Linked DNA regions of Mus musculus: region 2 is linked to region 1. Evidence: chromatin contacts called from ENCODE Hi-C or POLR2A ChIA-PET data. All regions are on one chromosome and are shown on one strand. Each heading gives the region's core, a stretch centred on a gene start or an enhancer-like site at or near the end of the contact. The rest is flanking DNA. Distances are from core to core; before and after follow the strand shown. Region 1 has its middle 12 kb from the start of Igfbp5. Region 2 has its middle 50 kb from the start of Pinc.

What was found. A loop is a pair of places that touch in the nucleus more often than their neighbours do. ChIA-PET counts read pairs that join two places held with the same protein, here RNA polymerase II (POLR2A).
Region 2: a map of gastrocnemius shows a loop between it and region 1 (2.2-fold over the local background). The contact joins two enhancer-like sites. A Hi-C loop is called at or near these places in 1 of 37 maps with a recorded cell type or tissue (gastrocnemius). POLR2A ChIA-PET finds 5 or more read pairs at or near these places in 1 of 5 experiments (Patski).

What each region holds. Positions count from the first base shown.
Region 1 is chr1:72,883,369-72,890,387 of GRCm38, reverse strand. No RefSeq gene overlaps it. Among named protein-coding and RNA genes, the nearest start is that of Igfbp5, 12 kb to the right of the region's middle. Within about 2 kb of position 4,452, at least 1 of the 3 ENCODE cell types and tissues checked has a DNase peak (open chromatin) inside an H3K27ac peak, as active enhancers do.
Region 2 is chr1:73,454,074-73,461,092 of GRCm38, reverse strand. No RefSeq gene overlaps it. Among named protein-coding and RNA genes, the nearest start is that of Pinc, 50 kb to the right of the region's middle. Within about 2 kb of position 3,343, at least 1 of the 3 ENCODE cell types and tissues checked has a DNase peak (open chromatin) inside an H3K27ac peak, as active enhancers do.

The sequences.
Region 1 (7,019 bases), core at 3,203-5,702:
TAGGCTTCAGGGAGGGATGTCGAAGTGAGACTAAGGGATGGGTGAGGTGTGATCCACATTAGAGAAGACGACAGTGAGACAAAGGGACTCTCTGGCTTTGTCAATGTCCTTATCTACAGAGGAGTTAAAGATGTGACAAAGAAGAGAATGTTTTGAAGGGTCCACAGAGGACTGGTTGATGCTCAGGTTGGCCAGAAGATGGAGGCACAGCGAAAGCAAAAGAAAGCCCACCTTTCTAAGTAAGCCCTCAAGCTTGACCATACCCATGGACTAGGACAGCTTCTCTTTGGTCCACATGACCTATTCCTGGAATATTGTACTATTGGAATTAGAGCTGGGACCTACAAGTCCCCAGACAAGTTAGTGAAGAAAGGGAGGGGAGGTCACTTGCCTGGGCAATGCAGGAACATTTGGTTCCAAAGTAGGAGTCCTACTTTACAAACAGGAAGAGCTCACTATAATTGGAAAACTGTAGCCAGCCTGCCTCACTCTTGTCCGTTGCTTGACACTACTTAATTCTGGTCAAGTCCTCTGACCACTAGCATCAAAAATACCAGGGGATGTGTCTTAAACTGAAAGATCCAGGTGCCACCATTCCAAGCCAATCAAAGAGCTCTGGCCAACTGTTCGGACTTCATTGCAACTTATAATGCTGACCCCTTTCCTCTGTCCTCCAGGACTCAGCCAGCAGCTAAAGGCTTCTTCCAACACCCCTTTTCACAACCCAGAGCCAGCTATGCTCCATTCTGTTAAGTCTTCCATCCCTCCTCCTACCGAGGACTGACCCTGCCAAACTTCAATAAGTCCCAGCCCAAAACCTTTGCTTGCCACACTCATGAAGCCATTGCTGGGTTGGCCTCTTGCACTGAAGTTAGAGCCTCTGAGGTGTGATTTACTTTTCCCCAATTATGCCTAAGTTCTTGCAGCTCTTTCCTCATATTCTCTCTCCAAAGAAGAGAAGGAGTGTGATGAGAGCAGCCTGGAATCAAAAGAAGAAGTGGGGGTGGGGTGAGCACGTCTCTAAGACTCTCGCCTTGTACATTTTTCCAAATGACCTAGTGGGGAATTTAATTAAGAGCAATCAGTCAAATTTTGGATGGATGTTGGAATTCTCCAACAACCCTCTGGGAAAGGTTTGGAAATACAAAGTTGGTAATTGTACAATCATTCAAAATAGAAAAACTAGAAACACTAAAATGACCTCTAACCCAGCCTTGGCTTCCCTTCATGACACAGATGAACAACTGACACACCCTGCCCATCTGCCTCGGTATCTTTCTTCTCATGTGCAAGTGTATGCACATATCATCTCTATGGAAACCAGAAGATTCCAAGACTCCAGGAAGGGGTGCCAGAGTCAACAAACAACAACAAATAAATTTTCTATAAGTATGTCACAAACATTGAATGAGACAGGTGTATACTAAAATCTGGTTTTTGTCTAAATCTGAAGTTTCACTAAGCATTCTAAATTATCTGGCTTTCCTATCCCTAAGGCAGCTAGCTCTAGTCACCTCGTAGAGGAATTCTCACCTAGATGCACAGCGATGGACACTTTCCTCTAAACATAACCTTGAGCTGTTGAATCTTCCCCGTTTCCACAGTCCTCTGAAATTTACCCCAGCTATCTAAGGAACAAAAGACTCTTCTCAGATCTCCAACCATCTGCCTGGCTGCAAATCTCACTCAGGAATGTGGTCCATGACTCAAAGGATAGGAAAGATGAGCTGCTCGAACCCACAAAATGTCAATGGCCTTTAATCCCAAATGGTTATTATTATCTTAACCATTCTAAAGTCTTCCTTTGCTTCACTCCTGGGAGAGGAAGTTTGGGTTAAGAAGAGCTGACACTAGTGGCTCATCTAAAACGTTTAATTCCCAGGTGCTAGGAAAAAAAAAAATCAAAGAAATATTTCCAATCTTTTTTCTAGTTTCTAGAGTAACATCACAGAGATTTCCTGTACAGTGCTGTTCTGTTCATTCCCAGAGGAGTGCTCTGCACCTATTACAAATGCCCCGCAACCCAGTGCTCAGTACAAACTGATGACAGCCATGGAAAGACAGTCTCAGAATATCTTGAATGTCTATCCCCCAAAGACAACTTGGAGGACTGTGCTTCCTTTAAGCTGGTGATCTCTCTTGCCTAGAAGAAAGAAAGATCTCCCAGCTCCCCAAGAGGACTCCTAGAAGCATCTCCCTCCAGGCTCCTCCCCTGCTGGACCTGTGTGAACAAGTCTCTCTCGTGTCTGACTCATTGTGAAATGAACTCTCCCCAGAACTCAGGTGTCTGTGACAGTTTGGCAGTGAGCCTGGAAATGTCAATGAAGGATGCATTTCCTCCAAGTCTCCAAAGTTAACTTGTCTTAGGGATTCACCATGGCAGCCAGCCTTTTTGGCTTCAGTTTCAAGGTGGACAAAATGAATTCACTTAACCATCCAAGTATTGTTGGGCATACAATGTCTCATGACTTCTCAAGAGGATAGGATAAAGACCCAAAACAACAGTGTCTTACATGAACAAGATATGGCTTAAAACTTGCAAGTCAGGTTATGAGCACAGCGAGCATAGTTCATTGGTATAGCATTTTTCTGGCATGACCAAGGCCATGGGTTCCATCCTGAGCACCACAGGAATACAAATGAGGAGCCAGGTATATGGCTCAGTGATAAAGTGCGTGTTGGCTTAGGGTTAGGGCTCTCGCCTACTATGTATGAGACCCTTGGTTCAACATCCAGTATTGGGGGGGGGGGAGGAATGAAATGAAATCAAGTTTGAAGGTCCCCAGGCCTCTCCAATGGAAAGTTCAAAGTCAGGGGGAAAAATGATCTCAGCATTCCTAGAACCCAAGTGATTTAAAGAAAATACACAGAGCCACAAGACTCCCTGGGAAAAAAGAAAAATAAGAAGTGTTCAGAGTACAAATGAGTAACAATGTTCAACACCCTGGGACATTCCTATAAGTGAGTATGTCTAACATGAAAACTGACATGGAAACAAATGCTTTGTGTGTGGTAAGAACGACCACTTGATGAAGACAAAAATTCCAACAGCCATCAATGGGGGAAAGAAGACTCTGTGATATGCAGACACCACTCCAACTCAGGAAATCTAGGAAGATGTTTGAATAAAATCTCTTTGGATGACAAATAACAGAAACACAACTAGTTCAGAGAATACACCGAGAGGAAAAGCAAGGTTACCACCCATGAAGAACTAGAACTTTCGGTCAGAACCCCCAATCCACTTACTGTGCTGTATGCTAAGAATCTGACATGCACTGTCCTGCTTTGTAGGCCCTCCAAGTCTGCACTGTAAGCTAAATTATTCCTGTCTTACAGGTTAAGACAAAAAAAAAAAAAAGCCTGAAGTCCCAAATAGCATGAAGGTCGCTCAGTTTGTAGAGGTACTCTGGCCCAGCATCAAAGTCAGCTGCTGAACAAGGCTTTTCCTCTGCAGACAGAGTCTAGTGAAATATGGCCTTAAAGGGCAGTCTACTTTGCAAACCACTCTAATGCAGGAGAGATGGAAAGGGAAAAGAATGTCAGAAAATGGAAAAGTGCAAGAGAAGAAATCTCATGAACCTGAGAACAGTAGGTGGAGATACAGAGTGGTACAGAAAATCCAATGCCATAGTAAAGCGCTCACTTTAAAGGACTGGATTTTGTCCCCTTTGTTCCAATACCAGAAGCACCTGTTAGAGAGAGAGAGAGAGAGAGAGAGAGAGAGAGAGAGAGAGAGAGAGAGAGAATGAGAGAGAAGGGAGGGAGGGAGGGAGGGAGGGAGGGAGGGAAGGAAGGAAGGAAGGAAGGAAGAAAGAAAGAAAGAAAGAAAGAAAGAAAGAAAGAAAGAAAGAAAGAAAGAAAGAAAGAAAGAAAGAAAGAAAGAAAGAGCAAGTCTGCAGTTGTTCAAGCAACATGAAGAACAAGAACCCTTATTAGTTCAGAGACTTTCCAGAGCCAGGTTGAAGAGTGTCTCCTAGTCTCTCATCACTGCAACATTTCCATTTCAAAGGAAGAGGGGCAAAGGCTGGTCCAGACACTTTACACAGAAGACATGGAAACCCAAGTTTCACTTGAACTTTAGGAAAGTTAAAGACAAGCACGACAAAGCTGACAGCAGGGCCACTGTGGGCTCAGGACAGTCATTTTCAAAGACAGAGAGACAGCAAGAGATCAAACTCGGGCCCTGAAGAGAAGTCACAAAGAGAGAAAAATACAAAAAACAAAAAACAAAACAGAATATGCACACACACTCTCACAGAGGCCTAGATACACACACATGGAGAAAAGAGACCAGAGAAAGAACCGAGAGCCACGCTGTTTGTTCTCATGAAGGACATCTGGACGGTGAGAGCCTGACTTGGGTCTCTTCCCCATTTTCCAGCTGGATCCAATCGTGCAGTGCCTGGCCAGAGGTGCCGTGAGTCAGCTGCAGATTGGAGCTCAGTCCCTCTGCCCCTGTGCTCTGCTTTCTGCCAGACCACACAGCCTCCCTCCCCGCCCTGCCAAGCTGGCTTAGCTCCTCATCCAGGTAACACACTTCAAAGGCATCAGGGTAAACTGGACCGGTCTGGGCCAGCCTCAGGACAAGAACTGATTCCAAAAGGCTCTGGCCCAAACACTCCTCATCAATTTTCCTGAATGTCTTTCCCCACTTGCCTCACTTCCCTCACACTGTGAATAACCCCTGGAAGTCAGAAGTGGAAAACCTAATTTTTCATGAAACCCGTCAAGCCTCTCTTCTGCACCGCTGCTCTGAGTGGCTTTATTATTACTGTGAGGTTGACCAGATGTCAGCCAATGTAAACGCACAGCCTATGGAGACGATCTGTACCTTCTTCCCTGAAGTTAGCCGTATTCTCTAGGACAGTCAGAAGATCAGGTGAGGGGCCTAAGTGACCAGAGAAGTAGAACACCATTCAAAGTGTCATGAGAAGCTCACAAATGGTTCTGATGGCCAATAGGCAAGGTATTTGCATCTCTCTTGGTAGATGCTGCTTTGTGTCCATTCTTTCATCGACAACTGTTGTGTCCTGCTGTCAGGTACCACCCTCATTTATGTGTCCCCGGCAACACAAAGTAAAGCAAAGTGCCTGGGGCCAATGCGAACTCAGGAAGAATCTGCATCCTTTAGTTTGTCTGCTGGTGGCCTCCTGGGGCTTTTATGGAACTACAGAACTAGAGAATCATGAAGAACAACTCAATGTCGCTTTCTTACCCACGTTCTTTCCTCATCTCTGTCTCTACTTCTGCTTTGCCGTTGTCCATTTTGCAATTGAGACCATTTCTCTTCCAGGTCAGCCCTATTATTTTACTGATGGCCAACCTGAGAATGAGAATAGAGTTGCCCTATTGAGAGCACTGTGAAAGAAAGAACTCTCTAAGATAACCCCTGATGACTCAAGCCCATGAATAATCCCTTCCCTGTGAGTGCTGGTGGGACCCATAGGCTGCTTCTATCCGAGACCCTGGTAAGAGACATAGGACACAGCTTCTGAACTCATGCTACCTCATATGGCAAAGGCAGTAGGAATCACAAACAAAATGTGAGACCCTAAGGAGTAGACTTTTGAGTTACTCAAAAGGGTTGATGTGTCCTCAGGAAGTTTTTTTTATGACAAACAAAAATCAGCTCAAAGATGAAGAGACCTAATCAAAAGGAAGAAAAAAAAAACCAGGTATGACTCAAAAGCAAAGAGACAAGTAACCCATTTTTAAAAAGATAATGGATCTAAGCAGACTTCTTTCCAAAGAATGGCCAATAAATACATTAAAAAGATTCTTAGCCCACAAGTACAAATCAGAACCACAGTAAGATACTGTGCCACACCCAATAGGAGGATGATTATAAAAAGTAAGATAATGTGTTGGCAAACATGGAAAATTGGAGTCTTGGTTATATATTGCTTCAGGATATACCCAGAGGTGCTGCTGCTGGCAACAAACCAGTCAGTACTCAGAAAGTTAAACATAGAATTAGTTACCATATGAACCAGCAATAGGAATGTTACTCAAGAGAAATAAAAATGCACATCCACACAGGACTTTGTATATAAATGTTTGTAGCAGCATGAGTTTCTCCTGGGTTTTTTTTTTCATTTGTTTGTTTATCTTTCTGTGTATGAGTGTTTTTCCAGCGTGTATGTATATGTACCATGTGCAGTCCTGTTACCAGTGGACGTCAGAGGAGAGCACCAGTCTCCTGGAACTGGAGATGATTGTAAGTCACCATGTGAGTGCTGAATTGAACCCAGGTCTTCTGCAAGAAAAGAAAGTGCTCTGAACTGCTGAGCCATTTCTTCTACCCCATAGCAGCACAGTAATTGAAAGCCAAAAAGAAAAAAGAAAAATAATCTCCATTTCCTCCAGCTGCTTAGTGACTAAACAAAATGTGGTATTTCCAATACAATGGGAAATCATTCCACCATCGGATGAGATGAGATCTCATTAAATTGCCCAGGCTGAACTTGAATTCACTCTGGTGAACCCAAGCATGTCTTGAAGTTGAAGAGTGTGTGTGTTCATAATATTCCTATATGAGAGGATGCACTTGTGTCTACAGTTATACACATGTGTGCATATGCATATGGAAGTTGGAAAATAATTTTATATATTATTCTTCAGGGTCTTCCATCTTTTAAGCTAGGGTCTCTCATTAGTTTGGAACTTCACCAAGTAGACTAGACTAAATAATCATGAATGAACTTCCAGGGATCTGCCTGCACACACTCTCCATTTTGCCATCACTGGGATTACAGACATGTGCCACAAGACCCAACTTTTTAGATCCCTATACTTACAAAACAAGTGCTTTACCAAGTTAGCCATCTCCCTGGCCCTTATATTTTTAATATAAGTAAGTAGAGTTCACTCTAACAACAGAAATTATGTATTTTAAATTCATAATCAATAATGTATTTTTGTCACCAGTTTCAACTTTCTTAAAGTTGAGATGTTTTAACCAAAAATAGAGGACAGTGATATTCAAAGTTTAAGACTCAGGGAAAAGCCCTCCTTCC
Region 2 (7,019 bases), core at 2,094-4,593, 570 kb before region 1:
AAATTTTCACAAAGAGCTGTTGATGATGACGAATTTCTCAATGTTATCGCCTTCCATTCTGGCCCAGCTGTGTTAATAGAGGCAGTAAACTCATAAAATGTCTGCTCTATTTATCTTTTTCCATCTTCCTTCTATCAATAAAGTTTTACCAGTTTATCTGGTTTTTCATTCGACTTTTCTACAAATAACATTTTTTTTCTCAAGGTTAGCTTTTTTGGAAGCTTCTTATGTCAGGGCAGATCTGTCACTTACTGTCTCTAAGTGACCATCTGGCTGCTGTGTGGATGCTCTATGTAGGTCGTGATGCTCTCGGGAAGCTGGAGAGCATTGAACATTTTATAGTCTTGAGTTCTTTAGAGCCTTCCACATGTCTCTTAAATACTCCCCTCAGAATATGCACTCATAAACCATATTGAGAAATGCCACCTAAAATCACAGGACCATACATTCCCTCCTTCTCACTTGACAGGCAGGGAGGATTAGCAACAGAACATTGTCTTGCCCCCCAAATAACCAAGCTGATTAGAGACAGACAGTGTCTCAGATTTCCAGAAGGTCTCTTCACAACCTTTATGCTCTTTCATGCCTTACCCCCAAGTCCCCCTTTCCCTCTCCCCCAGGGAGTCTGAATCATCATTTACAAGACTCATACTGCGAGGAAAGAAAAGAAGTACGGAGAAGATTCTCATTGCTCAGTGCAGCCCCTGACGACAGATCCCCCGGTTTCCCCTCTTCACAGCCCGTAAACTGCTGTGTAAAATTTAAAAAGCGTGAATTTACAGAGCCCAGGAGGAGCCAAGAGGCAAAGACTCAACTCCACCAGTGACTCGGCATACCGATGAAGCTGGAATATGAGGTCTTGCCAATTTCTAACCAATAAAATATCTCCTGTGCCTTTCCAGATCTTCCTCTTTCCCACACAACAAGAAATAGAGACACAATGAAGGGTTTAAGTTAACAAGGAACAACAAAGCAAAACACCCAGCATGACTTGAGCTTTTGGGAGCACAGCCGGGTCACAGTATCCTGTCTGTTGGGATTATTATTTGTCCACGGATCCCTTGATCATCCCGCCTGCTTCAGTATCTCCCAAATTTCTATTCCAAGGAAACTTGATTACTAAATGAGGATTGTTGTCCAAATGGTTCTAGCTTCCAAAATGGTCTGGAGAAGTCTGGGTGCCTGGCCGAGTCCTCCAGGGAGATAGACAAGTGGTAGATCTAACTAGCCTGTGTGAACTGTGCAGCCTTGAGACTCTGACAGGCTGCCTTAGCTCGGCTTAGCTCAGAGCCTCAGCTTTCCTATCCCTAAAAGGAAGAGAATTGGTCTGGTAGGAATCTTGAGATCTCTTAGTCTGATATTTACTGGTTCTTAAGCAAGTCAGGGGCCCAGTGGGTGGGGGTGAGACTGTCAGGGCAAATGCCATTGGAAAACAGGAGCTGCTGAGCCTGTCCGGTGACTTGTGCTGTGTGGGCCCTATGCATCCTATCTGTTTATCTAGCTGTGGTCAAGCAACATCAAGTTGACTGATTTTCTTATGGTTGAGGTGGGGAGGGAGGGAGGTAGTAAGGGAGAGAGAGAGAGGAGAGAGAGAGAGAGAGAGAGAGAGAGAGAGAGAGAGAGAGAGAGAGTAGGTAAGAAGAATATCATGACATTATCAATGACTAAGGTCAAAAAATTATGATAATAGTTCTTGGTGAGTTGTTTGAGGATAAATGTATCTTAATATTTATCTTTTCTATAACTTAAGAAGGCAGCCAGATATTGTTCTCAAACAAACTGAGATGGAGGCAAGGATTTTGCTTTATCATCAATCACTTTGTGACAAAGTGCATGTATGGGGCCACCTTAGTCGATCTGGTAACACTGTAACAAAATATGGCTGGGTAATATATAAAGAATAGAATTTTGTGACTCCTAATGATATTCTGCTAGACTCAGTGTCTTACTCAGGTGTCTTATTCAGCCACCATCAGAGGGGCTTCCTCCTGCAGCAGAGACCCCAGCAAGATAATACATAAAGACAGACAGGCAAACAGACAGACAGTTTGAACATGCAGCTCTAAACGAGTTGTCTCCATCAATCCTTGATGGAGCTCAGGTAACCCTGCAAAAGGGTTTGCAGAAGATGATGAGGATAGAAGGAACAGAGGACATCAGGAGGACAACACCCTTTAACACAACTGATCAAATCTCCTATGGACCCTCAGAGACTGAAGTAGCAAGCACAGAGCCTGCGCAGGTCTGCACCAGGTCCTCTGCGAATATGCCATAGCCTTCAGTTTAGTACTCTTACAGGACTCCTGAATATGTAGACAAATGGGTCTCTGATTCTTGTGCATTCTTTGAGGTTCTTTTATTTTTCTGTTAGCTTATCTTCTCCAAATTCAATGTGATGTTAAAGAAGAGCTCTTCAGTAATTTAGATGAAAATAATAAGAATCAGAATACAATTTTATCTCTTGTAGTTCTGGAGGCTGAAAAGTCTCTGTAGATCAGAGGCTAGCAGTTTGGTTGTCTGGTAACCAACAGGTTTGCTTGTCTGGTAAGGCTTTCTTCTTCCAGTAGTGTAGGGTAGGATAGGATAGGTTAGGGCATGATAGGAATTTGCTAATGCTGCCTTAATCTTGCATCCTCCAGAGGGAACAAACACTGTTCTTGAATGGCAGGAAGGCAGTAGGAGGACCACTGCACGAAGCTTCTTCTGTAAGCGTGCTATTAAAAAGGGAATACAAATGTCTTACTGCTTGAATGATGCATTTTTCTACATACTGCAGATGGATTTTTTTTTCACAATAACCTAGGCTAGACAAAGTTAGATATGGTACTGTGTTAGAGCCACTGGAGAGAAAGCCTTCACTCAGATGTAAATAAAGACCAGGCTGGAACTAAGGGCTTTAAAGTTAAACCTCATCCATACCAATCTAGGCTAGAGTACGGTAGGGTAAGGCAAGGTAGGGTAGGGTAGGGTGAGATAGGGTAGGGTAGGGTAGTGTGGGATAGGGTATGGTAGGTTTAGGTAGGCTAGGGTAGGGTAGAGTAAGACAGAATAGGATAGGATAAGACTGTCTTCCAATGGACTCATCAGAGACAGGGAAGGTCATGACAACCTCTAAACACATACAGCCTCCAGGACTCTGGGAAAGAAAAAGGAGACCTGGATTCTAAGTGTGGTGAATTCCTGTTAAACTGAACATTTTCTGGTGTTCAGAAAACAGATACAGTTTATCTCAGGTCAGGCAACTTGTTGGTAGGAATTCCTAACCGCATTCTCTCTCTCTGTCTGCCAGTGGCTATTGGGTATGCCATGTTCAGGCCCAGAGGCTGCGGTTTTTAGGCTCCTGGCAATCAGCCTACTTCTTTGCCTGACAGGCCATAACAACCTGATTCCTGCTGAGTGCACAGACTCTGCAAAGCTATACATTCCTTCCTGGCCAAGCCTTGCTTCCCTTTCCTAAGGTAGGGGACGGGGAAACTAAAGCACAGATGATAAATAGTTTCAATTTGGAACCCAGGTTAATGGTCATAGATTTTAGAGGGGACTTTATAATTATCCTATAAATACTCCCCAAACCATCTGAGATGCTTCTTCCAGGTCTGTTCTGTCAACAAGGAAATCTAGGGCATGGTGCTCGCTAGGAAGTTGGGGGGAGGTGTCTCAGGGCCAGGGAGGTAGACTCCAAGGAGATGTGTGAATCTGAGCCTTGGAGAAAACATTCAGCAAGAAGAAGCCATTGCATTGTCTGGCAAGGGAAAGATGATCTATAAATAATACTTAATTACTTCTTGATCAGCCCTGAGTTTTGTGTTTCTGTGCTTTAACTTTCTCTCATGGTTATATATTCTCCACCCAAAATGGCTTTCAGTCCATACACCTGGGACTGTGGGGTAGGTCTGTGAAGGGGAGATGGCGCCAGTGCAGTTGTTTAGGCAGGGCTGGACAAGGTCAGCTGTGATTTTTGAGAGTTCAGGTCATGGCCCTCCAACAGGCAGGGAACAGTCACATCTTCCAGGACTACCAGCCAAAGGCACGCTCTTCTGAAATTCACCAAACTGAAGATAAACACAGAGCCGGTAATAGCTTTTGCTCCTGCTCTCGTTTATTACATATTCCACACTTGAGATTCCTGTGTTCCAGTCCTGATTCTTCTGGATCTTTCAGGACAAACATTGAAGTAGTTGGTGTGTGTGTCAGGGGTTAATTACCATCTTTCATCTGCTCTTTCCATCCTTTCTGAGTGACTCACTTGCACTGCGTGGTTAATGTTAATCAGGACACTGTGACAGCAGAAGACATCTACTGCAAGGCACGATGGTGCCAAAGACTGGCAAGGCAAAGCAGTTCCTTCTTCTGGGCTGGGGGGTGGGGGTGGGGGAATTTGGTTGTTTTAAAAATAGCATTTTGAAAAAGGAGAGCTGCCCTCATTTGTGGGGTCACACAGCAGGGCAGAGGTTGTGTAACGCCTGCTCTACTCACTGAGTGTGAGCAGGCACCTTTAATAGCTTTAGCTGGAAGGCGATACAAGCCAGTAGGCTCCAAAGATCAGCCCCACCTTCTCCCAGGGACATTGAGGATAAATAGTTCCTCATGACTACACTGAGGGTTTTGTCCACAGCACTCAGAGCTTCCTCACATGCATCCTGAGCAATTACCATTCTATTCCGACAGGTGCACTTACTCATCTCTCATCCCTGGTTTTGTTTTCCTCTGTCAGGATAACACTTTCCAACAAGCCCCAGGCTACACCTGCTGCCCTATAAAAGGCTGTGCCCATTGTAGGGGTGTTCCATAAGTGTTGGGATGACTAGAAGGAACTGCCTTGTCAAGTTGTGACTTTGGTCTTATCTTTTTATTTAAAATTAATTGATCAAGTTCTCACTAACTGATGGTATAGAATTATTCTCTTGAGGCCCTAGAGTTCAAGAGATCCTGTCCACAGTACACAGTCCCACCTTCAAATTGCAAGTCTGAGAGGGAACTTAATGTCTTGCTTGCCTGACTGAGTCAGTATTGGCTCCAGGCCCTTTCATGTGTTCCCTTGTTAAAAACTGACTTTATGCAGATTGATAGATGCCCACTACTGTGGTCATGCCTTTGCTGATCTGGACATAAGCATAGGTTTCCAGGGATATATGGATACCAGGATACTAGACATAATGAATCATGATACAAGAAATAGCTGTTAGAGGTGGTAGGGGGTGATGGTTAAAGGCACTTTCTGGTCTTTCATATGAATTTCCTCCTTGCAGACTTGTTGACATCATCTGGTTCCTAAATCCTACTCTTATAACAAGGGTTCAAATCACAGCCTGGTCTTTGGTCCCATTTCTCCTCTCTACATATTACCCTTGGGGCCATCAGCTTCTTTACATCCAAGGAAGTCACTCCATTTATTTGCCTTATTATCTGCTCCCCAGTGCCCAGCTGCCATCTTCCCCAGTTCATGAAGCTGGCCTCATTTTGTTCTGTATCCTGAATCATTGTGTACAGTACTTTACACAGACAAAGAAGAAACTACCTGTGGCTGAACTGTGTCCACCAGCCCTTGAGTGGAATGTAGTCATTTTTTTTGAAGAACAGCAGTGACAACAGAGAACAAGCTCCCTCCCATTCACCTGCCCTGTGTGTTTCACTTTAGAGCCACCAAGCTCTTATTGACGCATTCTTTGTCCTCCATTCTTCCCCTGGCACTTATTAGGCACCCACACTAGGGCAGGTGTTCATCTGAAACACTGATGTATAGAGATAGAGAATCTATGCATAATAATAAGGTAGCCTAGTCAGAAGCAAGAAGCACATAGAAACAATTCTGATAAAAAGGGGGCTTGAGTGTCTTAGAAAAGCCAGGCATAAAGAACAATAACAAGAGAAAACAAACAACAACAACAAAATCCAAAAAACTCACAAACAACAAACTAACCAACAAAATCCTCCCACCATGTTGGTTTCTTAATGAGTGGGAAGAAACTCAGTAGAGGGTTGACTAGGAGAAAGAGTTCAAGGAGCAAGAGAGCAAATGTCAGCGAGTGTTTACTGAGTTGGACACCCTCTGAGAGCTCTGAAATTGTGTCTGTGTCTGTGTCTGTGTCTGTGTCTGTCTGTCTGTCTGTCTGTCTGTCTGTCTGTCTCTCTCTCTCTCTCTCTCTCTCTCTCTCTCTCTCTCTCTCTCTCTCTGTGTGTGTGTGTATATACAGTGTTCCACTTGCTGAACACTGTGCATATTCCATTGGGTGTAATATCTCAGTAGCGGCAGTATGTGTAAAGTAGCAAAGGACAAAAGATTTAGAGCATGGGCAGAAAGTGAGGACTGGCCAGTTGTGCTCCTGTGACATGGACTACGGCAGAACCAGAGCAGATAAGGGCAAAGGGGACCCTGGAGCACCTGAAACCAAGGGATCTGAAGTGACAGACAATGAGAAGGTGATTATGTAAGAACAGGTAGAGTGCAACAGATTGCATTGTGGGGTTCTGAAAAGAGCCTTTGTTCTTTTAAGTGGAGCTGGCACAGGAGAATGAGGGAGAAATCATGGAGATGATAGAGGGAAATGGCGCAGAATAGGGAGGTAGAGCCCTGAACTGGGTAGGAAGGGCATCCCTGGAAAGAAGGCGGCATCACAATTGCAGAAATACAAGGCAGTAGCGAGGGTGAGTATTGACGAATCCAGGCTCAGTCCGACCAGAGAATTCAGAATGTAAAGATACTCAAGGATGACCAGCTGCAGAGTCCAGTGAGTTTTCGTTAGAATTCCCAGATGGTGGGGGGTTGCTTGTGATGCTGCGATGGAAGTTTTCATCAAAGAATTGCAGTCCGCCTTTGTCCATGAATTCTGTTCTGTGGAGTCAGAACACACAGAATAGCATTTTGAATAAGGAGATTATTATGAAAGGGAGCTTTGGATTCTAGAGTCCTGTATTAGTTGTGCATCTCAGTGCTGTGACAGAATATCTGACCAAAGCAAGTTAAGGAAAGAAAGGTTGATTTTGGCTCACAGTTTGAGGGTGCATTCCATCACGGTGAG